Regions from separate parts of the Homo sapiens genome. Here region 2 is linked to region 1. Evidence: chromatin contacts called from ENCODE Hi-C or POLR2A ChIA-PET data. All regions are on one chromosome and are shown on one strand. The core of a region is the stretch at or near the end of the contact, and the rest is flanking DNA. Distances in the headings are between cores, read along the strand shown. Region 1 overlaps ELL2 (elongation factor for RNA polymerase II 2). Region 2 overlaps LOC101929710 (a long non-coding RNA gene).

Evidence for each region. Hi-C counts contacts between places; a loop is a spot of excess contacts on that map. ChIA-PET counts read pairs that join two places held with the same protein, here RNA polymerase II (POLR2A). Pooled maps may share reads with other maps.
Region 2: a map of endothelial cell of umbilical vein shows a loop between it and region 1 (2.4-fold over the local background). The contact joins two enhancer-like sites. A Hi-C loop is called at or near these places in 1 of 168 maps with a recorded cell type or tissue (endothelial cell of umbilical vein) and 1 of 50 pooled maps. POLR2A ChIA-PET finds 5 or more read pairs at or near these places in 1 of 52 experiments (GM12878).

The regions. Positions count from the first base shown.
Region 1 is chr5:95,896,946-95,904,787 of GRCh38, reverse strand. It overlaps ELL2 (elongation factor for RNA polymerase II 2), which reads left to right. Exons shown (of 12, transcript NM_012081.6): 6 at 3,708-3,832; 7 at 4,008-4,095; 8 at 5,978-6,548. Among named protein-coding and RNA genes, the nearest start is that of LINC01554, 49 kb to the right of the region's middle. Within about 2 kb of position 2,972, at least 7 of the 41 ENCODE cell types and tissues checked have a DNase peak (open chromatin) inside an H3K27ac peak, as active enhancers do; they include endothelial cell of umbilical vein, where a contact is called at or near this core.
Region 2 is chr5:96,249,846-96,257,687 of GRCh38, reverse strand. All of the region lies in intron 1 of LOC101929710 (a long non-coding RNA gene), which reads right to left. It also overlaps a transcript of CAST not described here. Among named protein-coding and RNA genes, the nearest start is that of MIR583, 170 kb to the right of the region's middle. Within about 2 kb of position 2,592, at least 9 of the 41 ENCODE cell types and tissues checked have a DNase peak (open chromatin) inside an H3K27ac peak, as active enhancers do; they include endothelial cell of umbilical vein, where a contact is called at or near this core.

The DNA.
Region 1 (7,842 bases), core at 1,723-4,222:
AATAAAATGACTTTGCTCTAATAAAACTGACCAAAAGTAGGCACCAGAGAAAAGAAGAGCCGCAAGATACATACAAATCATCCCAAAATTGGTTATTCTGTCCCAGACAAACTAGTTGGGAAACAAGTTACCTAAAATAATTAATCAGGCTTTGCCTGTGCCAGTAGAGATAATTTGCTTATTTGTTACTTACACAGTAGTTTTCAGAACCCTGTGGACATTATTAATTCATCAAAGTAATAGGTTTTTAAAATAAACTAAGATGTTGGCTCCCGGTAAAATTTGTACCTAAATTTAAAAGTGCTTAACATCCACCAGGAAATTTGTGTATTGCTGTTTATTATTAAACTGGTATGTATTAATAAAACCTTTTTTTCTTAGAATGACCTTTTATGGAAAAACTAAATTTTAACAATCAGAAACTAGATAAAGTTGAATAATGTATCCAGCTTAACATTTGGATATTTGGCTCAAGCTCAACATTCATTCATTCAATTCAACTTATTAAGTACCTACAGTGTACCAGACACTGTTTTAAATGCTGGAATCCCAAAGTAACCCCAATAGAAACCCTGCCCTCATGGAGCTTATTCATGAGACAATTTCAGGACCAGTGAGGAGTTGAAAGGAGCTGGGGAAGGAATCCTCTGCTTTAAGTGGAGAGATCAGGGAACCTTTTCTCAGATGGCTGCATTTTAGACTGCATTTAGACTGCATTTAAGACTTCTACGGCAAGAATGGCTTGGAGGGGCAGGAGTAGAGGAGAGAGACTACTTAAAGAGCCTAATATTTTGTGATAAGACTTGCTAACGGTTAGGTGTAGGGAGACAATGAGGGGAAGAACGGAATCTGTGATTATAGCTAGGTTTTTGGCTGAGCAATTGAATGGATATTGAGCCATTGACTGAGATGCGGAAGGATGGAAAAGAAGTAGGATTAAGGGGGAGAAGAGGATCAGGAATTCTGTCTTATATAGACTCCATTTGGAAGATGTCTATTAGACATATCCAAGTGGAGATAGATGTCAGTAGATAGTTATATGTAAGGGTGTGGTTGTCAGAGGATAGTTGGGGCTAGAGTTATAAATTTAGGAATTAGCAGCATATATATTGGGTATTGAAAGTCTTCAAACTTAATGAAATCATCTTAGGAGGAAATGAACAGAATGAGGAAAACAGAGCAGAAAACAGGCACTAAGTACTTTAGCATTTCAACATATAGAGGATTGAGAAACAGAGACTTAAAAAACAAAGGTCCTAGGCCAGGCGCCGTGGCTCACCCCTGTAATCCCAGCGCTTTAGGAGGCCGAGGTGGGGGGATCACGAGGTCAGGAATTCGAGACTAGCCTGGCCAACATGGTGAAACACATGGTGAAACTCTGTCTCTACTAAAAATACAAAAATTAGCTGGGCATGGTGACAGGCGCCTATAATCCCAGCTACTCAGGAGGCTGAGGCAGGAGAATTGCCTGTATCTGGGAGGCAGAGGTTGCAGTGAGCTGAGATCATGCCACTGCACTCCAGCCTGGGCGACAGAGCAAGACTCTGTCTCGGAAAAAAAAAAAAAAAAAAAAAAAAAAGGTCCTAAGAGAGGCGGAAACCAGGAGAATGTCCTATTACAAAAACCTAGAAAATGGATTGCTGTGGGGGTGGGGGTGTCAATGTGTGTAGTGCTGGGGGTAAAAGAAAATGGAAGCATTGCCAGTGGGGCGTAGTGGCTCACACCTATAATCCCAGCACTTTAGGAGGCCAAGGGAAGATTGCTTGAGCCCGGGAGTTTGAGACCAGTCTACACAATATGGTGAAACCCCATCTCTACAAAAAATACAAAATACAAAAACTAGCCGGGCATAGTGGTGTCCACCTGTAGTCCCAGCTACTCAGGAGGCTGAGGTGGGAGTACCACCTGAGCCCAAGAAGTCAAGGCTGCAGTGAGCCATGTTCCTGCCACTGGACTCCAGCCTGGGTGACAGAGTGAGACCTTGTCTCAAAAAATGAAAAAGAGTAAGAAGAAAGAAAAAAGAAAATTGATGGATTGTGTTTATTCCACCTCAAGAAATCTGGGTGTATACTATATTAACTTATTTGCAAATTTGAATTTTGCAAATTTGAATTTTAAGATAAACCTATTTTCTCCTTAATAGAAACATTACTGTTAGAATAGTGTTCAGCTAAGTTGTGAGAAGCATAAACTATCATATTTGTTAGTACTTTTAAAAGACACAGAAAGAATGATCTATTCCAGTAGGAAGTCATAAGCAAGAGTAATTTTCTCCTAGCCTTAAAAATTAATTACTTTTGGTTTGGCACGTGAACCTGTATGTTTGTGTAGTTAGTTAATGGCTAAGCCGCGAAACTCTAGGAATTGCAGTTAAGGGATAAGAAAAGATTACACTTCGGAATAAACTGGCTGACTAATAACAGTAATTTGGGGGTTCTCTAGGCATATGTTTTCATTTATTGGTTTGGGGAATTTCAAGGACTTTGAGTAAGTGGTTCTTCAGGAGAACTGGCAGATATAAGGAGCAAGCGTGGTTATCCAAAGAAAGACAGACAAGGTTATCAGAATTGATACTATTTATGAAGACAGTGTTTGGTTGATGACTGAAAGGAAAGTTTGTAACCCAACATTTGGGCACTGTTTGGTTTCTACTTAATACAAGTGATCAAGGATTTTTATTGTGACTCAAAAGTAATGGACTCAATTGCCCAGAAGTAAATAAGGATGTTGGTAATACAGTAGTCCTTATCCGTGGTTTCACTTTCTGGGGTTTCAGTTACCTATGGTCAACCATGATCCAAAAATATTAAAAGGAAAATTTCAGAAGTAAACATTTTGTTAGTTTTAAGTAGCACGCTGTTCTGAGAAACGTGATGAGACCTCACATTGTCCTGCTCTGTCCCGCCCAGGATGTGAATCATCCCTTTGTTTAGCTTTACATTGTAGATGCTACCCACTCATTAGTCACTTGGTAGCCATCTTGGGCCATTATTAAGTGCAGTAAGGGTTACCTGGACACATGCACTGAGATACCACAGCAGTGGATTGGATAACCCTCTGTATGTCCCCCATTAGTCACTAGCCATCTCCGTTTTCAAATCGACTGTTGTAATATCATAGTACTTGTGTTCAAGTAATCCTTATTTTACTTAGTAATGGCCCCAAAGCGCAAGAGTAGTGTTGCCAGCATGTTGGCATAATTGCTCTATTTTATTAGTAGTTATTGTTAATCTCTTACCATGCCTAATTTATAAATTAAACTATCAGGTATGTATGTATAAGAAAAAAACAGTATATATAGGGTTCGTTACCATCGGAGTTTTTAGGCATCGACTGGGGGTGTTTGAGTGTATCCTTTGAAGATAAGGAGGGGACTACTGTACAACTGTTTTGGATTCCTTTGACTAAAATAATTGATTTTTTTAAAATCTTCACTTTTTTCCTAATATGGGCTTATTATCTGATTAGAAATATTAAAAATGCAATGGCCATTCTGGGAAAAAAACATTTAGCTGTGTATATAAAGCTTTAATTCCCAAAATGAAGTTAATGGCATTTATTGAGATCTGGCATATAATACAAAACTAGCAGTCCCTTTGGGGCCAATTGATGTAATTATTTTCAGTGTAAATCCTAAAGGTTGCCTGTTTTAGGTTAGGAGATGATAGTAAAAATACCTAATGCTCTGTTTTTATACCTCATACTAGGTAGCCAATCTGAATTCTAAGGACCTCTCATATACCTTAAAGGATTATGTTTTTAAAGAGCTTCAAAGAGACTGGCCTGGATACAGTGAAATAGACAGACGGTCATTGGAGTCAGTGCTCTCTAGGTGAATTCTTTTTTTCTTGCTTTTAAAAAAATGTTTCTTTAAAAATTATGGAAATAAGTCATTATTTTAGTCATTGTTATTTTAGTGTTAAGGTGGGAAGGGAAGCAAGGCAAGCTTTCTATCATGAACATTTTTAAATCATCTCCTTAACACATAACATGTGTGTCCTTTACAGAAAACTAAATCCGTCTCAGAATGCTGCAGGCACCAGCCGTTCAGAATCTCCTGTATGTTCTAGTAGAGACGCTGTATCTTCTCCTCAGGTATGTCATAAACATAGAATTATAGACCTGACATAGATATTAGGGGCCTCTAATCAGGTCCTCTGATGTATAAGTGAAGGAAATGAGACCCGGAGAAGCTGGACAGCTTGCCTGCCCAAAGCCATCTGGTTATGGCTGAGCTTAGCCTAGAATTTAGGTCTTGGCTTCCAGCCCAGAACTTTCTCCACTACACAGCACTGCTTGTCAGAGTACTTAATGTCTACCTTGCTTTCCATTTTTAAAGTTTACATTTTGTTGTAAGATTATCTACTTTCCAATTTGGTCACTAACTAGAAGACTTACCCAGTCCCAAACAATTATCAGATTATATGGAAAATTGAAGATACTTAATTTTGTCTGTCAACATGTTCCAGAAGAATATTTTTTGGGGAAAATGGATTTACAATCAACAAATAAACAAAAATGATGGCATGTTTCCATGTTTTCTTTTTAATTGGATCCTTATCAGAGTACTCCCAATCAGATTCTTCTCCAGTTTAGAGTTTTCCCCCAAGAGATTCAGCTCATCCAAGAAAAAGGTGAGAAGGTCCTAGGCAGTACTAGAGTGAAGCCTGCCTGATTCTCAGCTGATTGGCCAAACTCAGAACTCTCTCGGTGTTCTGGGTGCTTTTGACAGACAGTGGGACGCACCTCCCCACCCCAGTACTGCTGACACAGTGTCTTCCCTCTCTCTCTCTGGACCTTACTCCCAAGAATTAGTGAGAAGCCCACAGATGTGTGGAGAACACTAAGCATACCCTGGGCAAACAGCCATTCGCACATCAGAAAATATTAGAAACTTATTGTGAGGAACAGAGGGGGAACAAAAAAGAAAAAGGAAAAAAAGCAGGTCTGTCCTTGCATATATACAATGTCTGTGGAAGTCTCACTTTTAATGCCAACTATTATGAAACTACTTCTACTCTGATCAAATTATATACTAGGTGCCAAATAAATGGTGTTAAATTGAAAACAAAATAATGAGTTGATTAACCATTATTTTCTTTCAAGCCAGAATACAAGCTACAGCATTACATTTAAGCATAAATGTGAATTTATATTTTATAGTTTTCAACTATCTAAATTTCCTTTTTAACTTAAATACTATTATTGTTGTTGACAGATTAGGCTACTATTACCATGATTTTTTTTAAAGTACTTCCACCTAATTTTAATGGACCAATTATTAAGACTTATCTTCCAATCTGGTAAAGAGATATGTAACGGTAAAAAAAAAAATTAAATAGCATTTCAACAGTGATAGAGATAATTAGAGAAACTATTCTGAAAGTGCTGGCTGTTCCCACTCTAAGACAGGTGGAATGATAAATGACAGCCAAAATACTCTTAACTGGAGCATTTTAGCCCATTAAAGATTAAAATAAGTGCAGGCTATTGCCCTTTACCTAGCTGTGTTAGTTCTCACAGAGTCAAACGGCACAAATTGCTTTCTCTTCTCATTTAATATAACTAGGTCAACCACAGCCAGCAATGGAGGGTGACTGCCTCTGTTTAATACTCTCCTGAGTGGTATAATCCACATAAATCAGCATAGTCTCTCTTGGAACTTAGGGTAAAGCTGTATGATTAGAAAGAATTCAGTAAGCACTTCAAGAAACATTTGCCAGATTCTGCTTTTTGACATTAAACATGAAAATGTATTTCACATTTGGTTTTGTGTTGTTGTTGTTCTGGTTTAGTTTTTGTTTGGGTTTTTTGTTTGTTTGTTTTTTGCTTAAGCATGAAGAAAGCGTGTAATATTACAACCCTGGTAATATTAATAGTAAGTAAGGTTACTTAGTTGTTTAACCAGCCATGCATGTATTGAATTTATTTAATTTTAGTGCAAACTGGCTCACTTTTCTCCTTTTCCCTCCCCTAGAAACGGCTTTTGGATTCAGAGTTTATTGATCCTTTAATGAATAAAAAAGCCCGAATATCTCACCTGACGAACAGAGTACCACCAACACTAAATGGTCATTTGAATCCCACCAGTGAAAAATCTGCTGCAGGCCTCCCGCTGCCCCCTGCGGCTGCTGCCATCCCTACCCCTCCACCGCTGCCTTCAACCTATCTGCCCATCTCACATCCTCCTCAGATTGTAAATTCTAACTCCAACTCCCCTAGCACTCCAGAAGGCCGGGGGACTCAAGACCTACCTGTTGACAGTTTTAGTCAAAACGATAGTATCTATGAGGACCAGCAAGACAAATATACCTCTAGGACTTCTCTGGAAACCTTACCCCCTGGTTCCGTTCTACTAAAGTGTCCAAAGCCTATGGAAGAAAACCATTCAATGTCTCACAAAAAGTCCAAAAAGAAGTCTAAAAAACATAAGGAAAAGGACCAAATAAAAAAGCACGACATTGAGACTATTGAGGAAAAGGAGGAAGATCTTAAGAGAGAAGAGGAAATTGCCAAGCTAAATAACTCCAGTCCAAATTCCAGTGGAGGTATTTTACCTTTAGATGAACCAGAAGTGCATGCTATCATGAGTTTGAAATTACACAGTTTATAATTAGTAATTTCTTTAGCAAATGACGTTTCATTTAATTATTAATCTTAGTGTTGTGCTTTTGAGCAGTTTTTTTTTTTTTTTTTCATTTTACAGCAGTTGTTTTCCATCTCTTTTTGGCCAACTATTAAACATGATTTCTATATTAATAAGAATGGCATTTGAAAATGACTGTCATACTTGAGACTCCTTTTTGGAAGGTGGACCTTTAACATTCTTTTCCATATCTGTTATGATATTGTGCAGCCTCAGCATGACCTATTATATGCCATTCTTGAACTGATTTAATCAGACACAATTTGCAATAAGAATATTCATTTCCTTCTTTCTCAATGAAACAGGGTCACCCTTGCTTCAATTAATATTAGCACAGGGGAAAGGTCAACTTTTTAATAAATCAGGCCAAGATAAAATTTCATTTGCAGATTCATAACATCATCTTTATTTAGAGTGAAAACACTTTGTCTTTTGCAAGACTGTTGGCTAGCGTTCGCTTAATAGATCTTAAGGTTTAGGGGTTTTTCCCCCAATTTTGAGAGTCCTGTTTTAGTGAACTAACATCAATTGTTATTTGTAAAATTAGCCATTTCAAAGCTTTAGGAGCTTAAATGCTAAATATCTAGAGATCCAAAGAAACTTAAAGCTTTACCTCTAAAGAAAAGCTAATTCATAAAAAGCTTGCTTGCCTAAGATGTCCTGAGTGTTAAAAACTGACAAAATTAGATTTTTCTTATTTAAAAAATATGTCCTCTAAAACTTAATTCCTTGCATGCCACCACATAGAAGATCCAAGTTCACCATTTGGCATTGCTGCCAGTTTTAAAACCAGAATAACTAAGGCAAAATTCCATAGGAAAATATGGCTTTGGAAAAATTACTTTAATGAGTAGAGTTATAAGGAGTGTTGTCTTTCTGTATTTTGCTCATGATTCTGAAAGTCTGTAATCCTTAGATTTAATTGACCATCTTTGCCATATGAGAGAAGCTCTATTTTCTTTTAGTGTTACTTCCAAAGAAGCCGCTGTAGAATATGATATGATATGTGCTTTTCTTGATCTAGATTGGATACATTGCATGTCAAAGCATTTCTGTTTAAATATTTCAGTCAATATAATACTATGTAATGGCACAAAAGGTAGGTGTAAGCTTTTTCCCTCAACACTCTTATAGTTGAATTTGTCAGGTCAGGAAAAGAAATGAAGTAGAACTCTATGTTCAGAGTTCATAAGCCA
Region 2 (7,842 bases), core at 1,343-3,842, 350 kb before region 1:
TGCATGAAATTGCTGCTGTGCAGAATGTTAGTCAAACGAAGGGTGAGTAGTGGGGTTCTTAGGAGAAGGCTCATGAGAATGTCTTCCCTGGATTTACTATCCCTATCTGGCTTTGAATGGAGTGCAATACCAAACAATCCTTTTAAACAACTGATGTCAACATCAACGTCAATTCAGCAATCTTGCCTTTTATCCTTTCCATCCCAAGATATCCCCACTTTATTTAACAATTCAGTATAATCTAATAGATATATTTAAGCCTCCCAAGTGAAAACATTTCTTTTTTTTCCAACCAAGATGGATGTTTAACCTTGCTAAGATTCCTGCATATTATTTGTAATGCATTTGATCAGAACCCAATAGAGTTACAGAGATCCCTCTACACATGCACACTGGCAATGTTGAGCAAGTTTAAGATGACTCTAGAACTGCTTTGATGTATATTAACAGGAGCCCAGGAACCTTCTAAACTCAGATAAAGATACAAATTAATTTTGCTCTTGCCCCCAGAACTCTCTTCTTCATCAAGACCTGCACCTAAGCACAGGGAGAAACAGCCCAGAGGCAGTAAAGATCCACCCAATTGCTACAGATGTGTTCCTCCCAGCAGCACTGCAGATGCTGCTGCGTTATCTCCTTCCTGCTTCACAATGAATCACAGCGCCATCTGGGCCATCTGTCTTATGAATGCACAAGGGAAAAGAAGACGACGTCATGCAGACCTGCACCATGTCTCATGCATGGAAAAGAGACCATAATCTGCCAGTGTCATCAATTAAATAACCAACAGGTCCTGGATTCCTGGTGCCCCTCCCTGTGCTGGCCCGTTATGATGTGGGTTTCTGCAGAGGGAATACAACATTAGGCTTAGATTAAATAATAACAGGAAAATAATAAAGAGGTTGTATATACTATTATTATATTTATGTATTTTATCATGTATTTATATATAGTCATGTGTCACCTAATGACATTTCGATCAACTGCATATATGACAGTGGTCCCATAAGATTATAATATGATATTTTTACTGTACCTTTTCTATGTTTAGATATGTTTAGGTACACAAATACTTAGCATTGTGTTATAACTGCCTACAGTATTCAGTACAGTAACATGCTGTACAGATTTGTAGCCTAGGAGCAATAGGTTTTATAATATAGCCTACCCACATAGCAGACTATACCATCTAATTTTGTGTAAATACAAAATATGATGTTAGCACAATGACAAAATTGCCTAATGACACATTTCTCAGAATGTATCATCATTAATAAGCAAGGCATAACTGTATATTTATATAGTATATATATATATTACTGTATATTTATATACTGTATATTTATATATTTATATACCGTATATTTATATCACACAAATATACTGTATAAACTGTATATTTATATAGTATATATTACATATTACATATAAACACATAAATACTGTATAAATTATATGTTTATATAATATATATGTAAGTTTATATATAATATGTAATATATACTATGTAAATATAAATATACAGTTCTGCCTTGATTATTGATGGTGATACATTTATATACATAAAAATTCTCCTTAACCATGCTCTGAGAAACAGAGTTCTGAGAGATGAGAATAGATACTGCTTGCTAATGATCTGGAAATGCTACATGCCTTATCCTTTCTCAGTCAGAATGCTCTCTTGCACATTTAAGTCTCTTAGAAATCTTGTTCCAAAAAAGTTTAAACCTATTTAACAGAGGGTCCCAAAGACTTTATTTTGTAGCACACTTAACTGTAAAAGCATAGCACAGAACACCAGATTTGAGGAACGGAACCCTAAAGTAACCTGAATTTCTTTCTTCACAACTCAAGTCTAACTAAAGTACAGCCTTAATTATGGGCTTATATATATTATCCTTGGGAAATGAGCATCAAACTTGTGAGAATCAAGCCACAGTCTCAAAATTAGACCAGGCCCTTTTCTGTAAAGCAGTTACTCAAATTGTAACATGAGTTAAAACTCTAGGTTCCAAAATTTTTCAGACTTCATGACTTCATTCAGGAATCCTAAAAACAACTGTGGTCATCATCCATTAAAAATGCAACTTTCATAGTGTTCCACAGACAAGACAAAAAAAAAGTTATTTGGACTGACCTGGTTTTATTACTGCCCTAACAGTAAATATGTAAATAATTTAAACCAAGCAAACACATACACTAAGCATAATAAAATTCATCGTCATTGCTGCTTTATCAAGGAAAAGAACTCTGAGAAACTTGTCAAATAAATAAATGATCTGTGCCTTTCCTTGTCACTTTTCGTCTTTTCAGCAAGTTTAATAAATAAAATTGATGGTTTTGGGAAGAGTTTTAGGCCAGCTATTCCAATTGTAACATTCCTTTACCTAAATATCAGTTAACCACAACATTCCAAGCTTTGAGGCAAAAGCTGTTTCCTGCATTTATTTTGACACATATCATGAAGCAGCATCGATAAAGTTCAACCCAACAGCCCTGGCTGGAGTTTCTCCTGAAACATGCCTGCTATTTACTTTTTACTTTTCTTTGCCTCCCTTCTTCCCCCTGCCAACCCCCATCCGCTCCAGAATATGAGTCATTAAGCTTATGGTAGGAAAATAAATTATCTTCGTTTTTTAATCATTTGATGCTTGCAACATAAGCTACAAGGAAATGCAACTTTTAATCCACCCAAAGATTTTAAGTAGGATTAAGAATAACTGAAAAGACTTAGACATGAGCAAATATGCCCGACAAAGGAGAATAAAAGTGAGAATAGGCTGTAATACTTTTAGCAATATAAAATTCCAGCTCTGGATACAGATTTAAAAAATAGTGTTTTAATGGGAAATTCTTAAAGACAGAAATTTTTTTAAAACCCTCAATCTTCACCTATTCCAAAATAAAATCAAATATTCCTGATATCAGAAACTCTTCTCCTGTCATACATCAGTCCATGTCTACTTTGTAACTAACATGATAACTCTGGGCAAGATTTCAACCACTGTCCCTGGAGTAAAATTCAAAGCACATTTTAAGAAAATGTACATACATAGCCACCTTTCTCTCTCAAGAGCTAAGTAATAAATTACTCCTGAATATAGGAACCACTTTTTAAAATGTAGACATGGAAGTAGGAATTAAATAAGAAAGGAATATTGCAAAGATAGATACAGATTGCAATAAGCTATTAGAATTAGAATAAGCATTGAGAGAAATAAAAGCTACTTGAAGAAAAGAAAATTAGAAGTCAAAAGAGAAAAGGTATGGAATTTAGTTTCTATTCCTGCTCTTTGTGAATTACTTTAGTCTTTAGATTAAGACCTTTATTGTTTCTGTTTGCATTTTGTTTCTGAAATAAGTAATAACATAAAGTCACTGAAATAATATTCTAAGACATACTAGAAGAAGAAAATATATATGGTAGTTTTGTGCCCTGGAGAAAGTAAGAGGAGTAGGTCAGTATATGAATATTTCCATGAAGCAACTGGGAAGATCATGACATTCTATATATGCTGTCTCCAAGGTTTTGTCTCTCACCCTAAATTAGGTCAGAGATAAATACTTAAAATCCATTAACATTCAAATAAGAACTGAAAATCATATTTAAAAAATAATTAGAGTTCACAGCAACAGTTTACTGTGCTAACCCACCCCATCCCACCCCAATCCCAAGGAATGTCTGTGACTTGCCAAAAGAAAAGTGAATTTCTCTCTTTTTTTTTAACCACTGGGCACACATTCCCTAGCCTCTCCTACAAAATGCTAGAGGTAGATAAAATGACTTTGATAAGGTATGTACCAAAGTAGGCGAAATTTTGTAGGATTCCTTGGAAATAAAATATGCTACATCATATCTCTTGGTTTTACATTTTGGATATTCAAATTATTACATTTCAAATACATTCAACTGGGACAAATGCAATATTTAAAAAATCTTTAATCTCCAAACAATATTTATTTTCCTTCTTTTCCCTTCCTTTGTCAAATTATTAAATAATAATAATAGAATGATGCCAGTAATATTTAGTGTTTATGTACTAGGCACTATGTAGTTGTGCAAACTAGATGAGACAGTCTTCATTACACTTTGTCACACTAGCCAGAATCTCCATTAGATACTGATTTGGAAAATGTGAATAACACAAGCCATTAACTTTGTACAAGCAATTAGCTTAATTTGATTACTTTGCTCTCCAACAGAAGTGAAAATTTCTAGCAAGTCTCAACCTTGGCTGCTCGTTATAACCCAGGGATATTTCAAAAACAATACCAACGCCTGGGTCCCACCCCCAGAGATTTTATGGTTTTGGAATAGCCTATTTTGCAAGCTCCCCAGGTGATCTTAGTATGTGCCAGGTTTGTGCCAAGTTTGATAACCACTGATCCAGACACCCTCTCCCTCCTGTGAAGAGAAACAAATACAAGTCATTTCCTGACTATATCCATATTTTCAGGTTTTAGCCCTGGATAGATTAAACTCCATTGCAATGGACTATGTAAAGAAAGCTAGCAACCACCACAAAATCTACTTTGTGATGAAAAATGAAAATGGTGTGAAAAGAAAGTTTAAAATAAAGAAGACTAAAATGTCTCTACTTTTGGTTATTTTTTTAAAAAAGTATCTGGCCTCTTTAGAACACAGGAGATATGATCCCATTTTCTTAAATAATCCTTTAAATATGACTTGATGTTTTGAAATACACACTTCTTAATAGCCCATATGTGTTTACCAAGTCCGTAACAGCTGGCAAATGATAGGAATTAAACCTTAACTGTCAGACTCCAGTCATTCTGTTACCACTAAATTTTAGTCCACGAAGGAACCAACAAACTCACTTGCTATTTCTCTTCATCCCATTTTATCAATAGTTCAGATCTGCAATGCATGAATCAACCGGGATGAACTTCCTGTATTTTAGAAATCTAGGTCAGAACATTATCATTACTGAAAGAGGTTAAAAATAGACTTCACCTAATGTTGTTATAATACAACTTCATATATAAATAATTCATTCATTAAAATGTGAAGCTTATCAAGAATTGACATTGAACTCTTTTTGCTAACAGCTTTCTGTGCAATCCAAACGGGTTGCTTAAACTCTGTGAGCGTCAATTTCCTCAGTTTTAAAATAGGACTGTTAATACCTACTCTAACTCCCTTGAGATTTTGGTATAAATTCTGGGCACTTGAAGAACTTCAAAAAACAATGCAAAGGTAAGTTAATCAATAGTCATTTAGTCGTAAGTTTTGTGAGGGCAGAAACAACTTCTCATAGATTTTTGCACACTCAGAATTTAGCTCAGTGCCAAGCATATAGTAGGTACTAACTGAATGAATACTATTCATTAAAAAGATGAGCGAATGAATGAATAAACAATAGTAATTGAAATTCACAGAAAACATAGTGTAATGACTAGGAGGTAATAGTAAAAATGCATTCTTAGGCTTTTTCCTTTCCATCACCAAAATTACCATTGCCTTTAGGAAATCAGTAATTGTATTTTGGATCATATTTTTGCCACTTCTTCCTTTAGGCCAGTGGAGAAACTGCTGAATAGAAGTCTCCAGTGACTGTCAGATAAAATTCTGCCAGAGTTAAATAAGAGTATGGAGAGGTCAGACACAATTTGCACTCATCTACCTATTCCTAGAGTGTGGCCTTACATTTCATTCTTGTCTATTTCAGAAAGACAAGCCTTTGGGAAACCAGATAGATGAGTTTACAGGATTTCAATTCTAACTGAACGTAAAGATTGAGAAATAATAGAAAAAGTATAGTCTTTAATTTGGCCTTGTAGGTGATGTTAATTGTCAGCATTCTTAGTGCTGAGACCATTCGTTAACTATTGAGCCCTGAGAATCAACCACTAGAGTTTCTTCTCTAGGATTTTTGGGGAAAAGTCAGTTACTAATTACATTACCTGTACTCATAAGACTTAGTCAACAAGGCCCTTGATTGCTTTTATCACTGACATCTGGCTATCAACTATACTTGAACTAGCTAGGTCTGGGCTTCTCTGTGGCCAGAGTGTGTACATTAGTTGATGTCTGTGATATACCAATTACTTTTCTTATCTCATCTCTTTTCACTTTCAGAGACCAGGTGCAAATTTCCACAACTCCTTGTAGATCAAGCATGCATTTTCTTTGGTTTTACTTATAGTTATTCCTAAATAGCTATGTAGGGGAGGGAGGAATCTCATCCTTCCAGTGAAATCTGCGATCTTTGGGGCAGAAAGAAAAGTTAACAGCAAAGTGGTTAGATCAACTTGTAGGTGCTATGCTTCCCAGCGAGACTCTATACTACACTTGAATAATTTCTTAAAATATCAATGGCACTAAATACATGTTTAATAAAGAACTTTATACATGGACTTACACCTTCCTAAAATGTTACAACTATGCCACTTAACTGATAGGCATTTTAGTAAATCACATCCTTATGAAGAAATCAGCCCAGCCGAAGCTGGTTTATGGACCTACTACATTTGCAGATTTGTAGATTTACAGTGCAGAACAGAAAGCAGTCCAGGAAAAAGGATGCTTTCAACTTTTATCAGGTAAGGACCCTTGGTAAATATTAAGATTATTGGCTCTGAGCTTACATGAGTTGGATGAACAAAGCTTTGCCCAAGTAAGGGCTTCTCTGTACCTTTTCTGTACCTTTGTACCTTCGTACCTTTGTATCTCTGTACCTCTGTACCTTCTGTACCTTTGTACCTCTGTACCTTTTCTGTACCTTGTACATGAATTGAACGAACAAGCTTTGCCCAAGTAAGGGCTTCCCTGTACCTTCTCTGTACCTTTTCTCTGATATTTTAATTAATCAGCATCTTTTTCTAGAAGTCAACTTTCCAGAGACAGATGTAGTCCTATTCTACTCTTCAGGGTTTTCTTCTATCTAGACTATTGCTAAAGTAGAGAAGCCGCATTTCCAAAGGGGATATTTAAAGAGGACATCCTGATGCAGACTGCTGTTGCCTACCTTATATCTAGTCTGCCCTTTCAGCTTATTAGTAGAATCCTGCTTTTATTCACAATAGCAAGAAAACCTTGCTTAAAAACTATAATTCCTTGCTTTCCTTACATTAGGATTGAGCATGTGATGCAATTCTGACCAACAAGAAGTAAGCAGGAGTTGTCATTAATGTGTCCAGAAGAGCTCCCTAACAGGGAGGCAGACTCAGGAGGCTGCACCCTGTTGCCTTTTGCCCTTATCATTTCTCCTGCCTGGAATGGGAACAGAATGGGAACACAACAACTGGAGTGACAACAGTCACCTTCAGAGCCTGAGGATAAGAATTGCATCTTCAGGATGACACAGAGAAGAAACCTAGAAGGTCCTGGGGCCCTGATGAATTTGCTGGGTCACCACATTGGCTCTGGCTTGTCTAATGCAGGATTTATTTTATCTGGGAGAAAAATGAACACCCTTTTTTATATAAAGCCTTTAGTTTGGTGATCTCTGTTACTTGCAACTAAATAAAATTTCTAACTGAAATAAGTTCAGTTCCAAAGTTCATCAATCACAACATAAGAGAACTTGAAATCATGTCATTTGAGAAAGGGTGAAGGAACTGTGGATTTATGTTTGGGAAGTGAAGGGAATGGAGAATACTAGAAAATAGCTATATTCAGATATGTAAGCCACTAACATATGGAGAGCCACAGAAGCCAAACCAGGAGGATAGGTGAAAGCAGGAGAAGCAGATGTCAGCCCAACCTAAGATATCTTTCCAATAACCAGTTCCGGCTTCTCATGGGTAGGTTGCTATCGCTAGAAGGGTTCAAGCATAGGATGAATGCCAAATCTATGGGAATATGGTAGAGGAGATTAA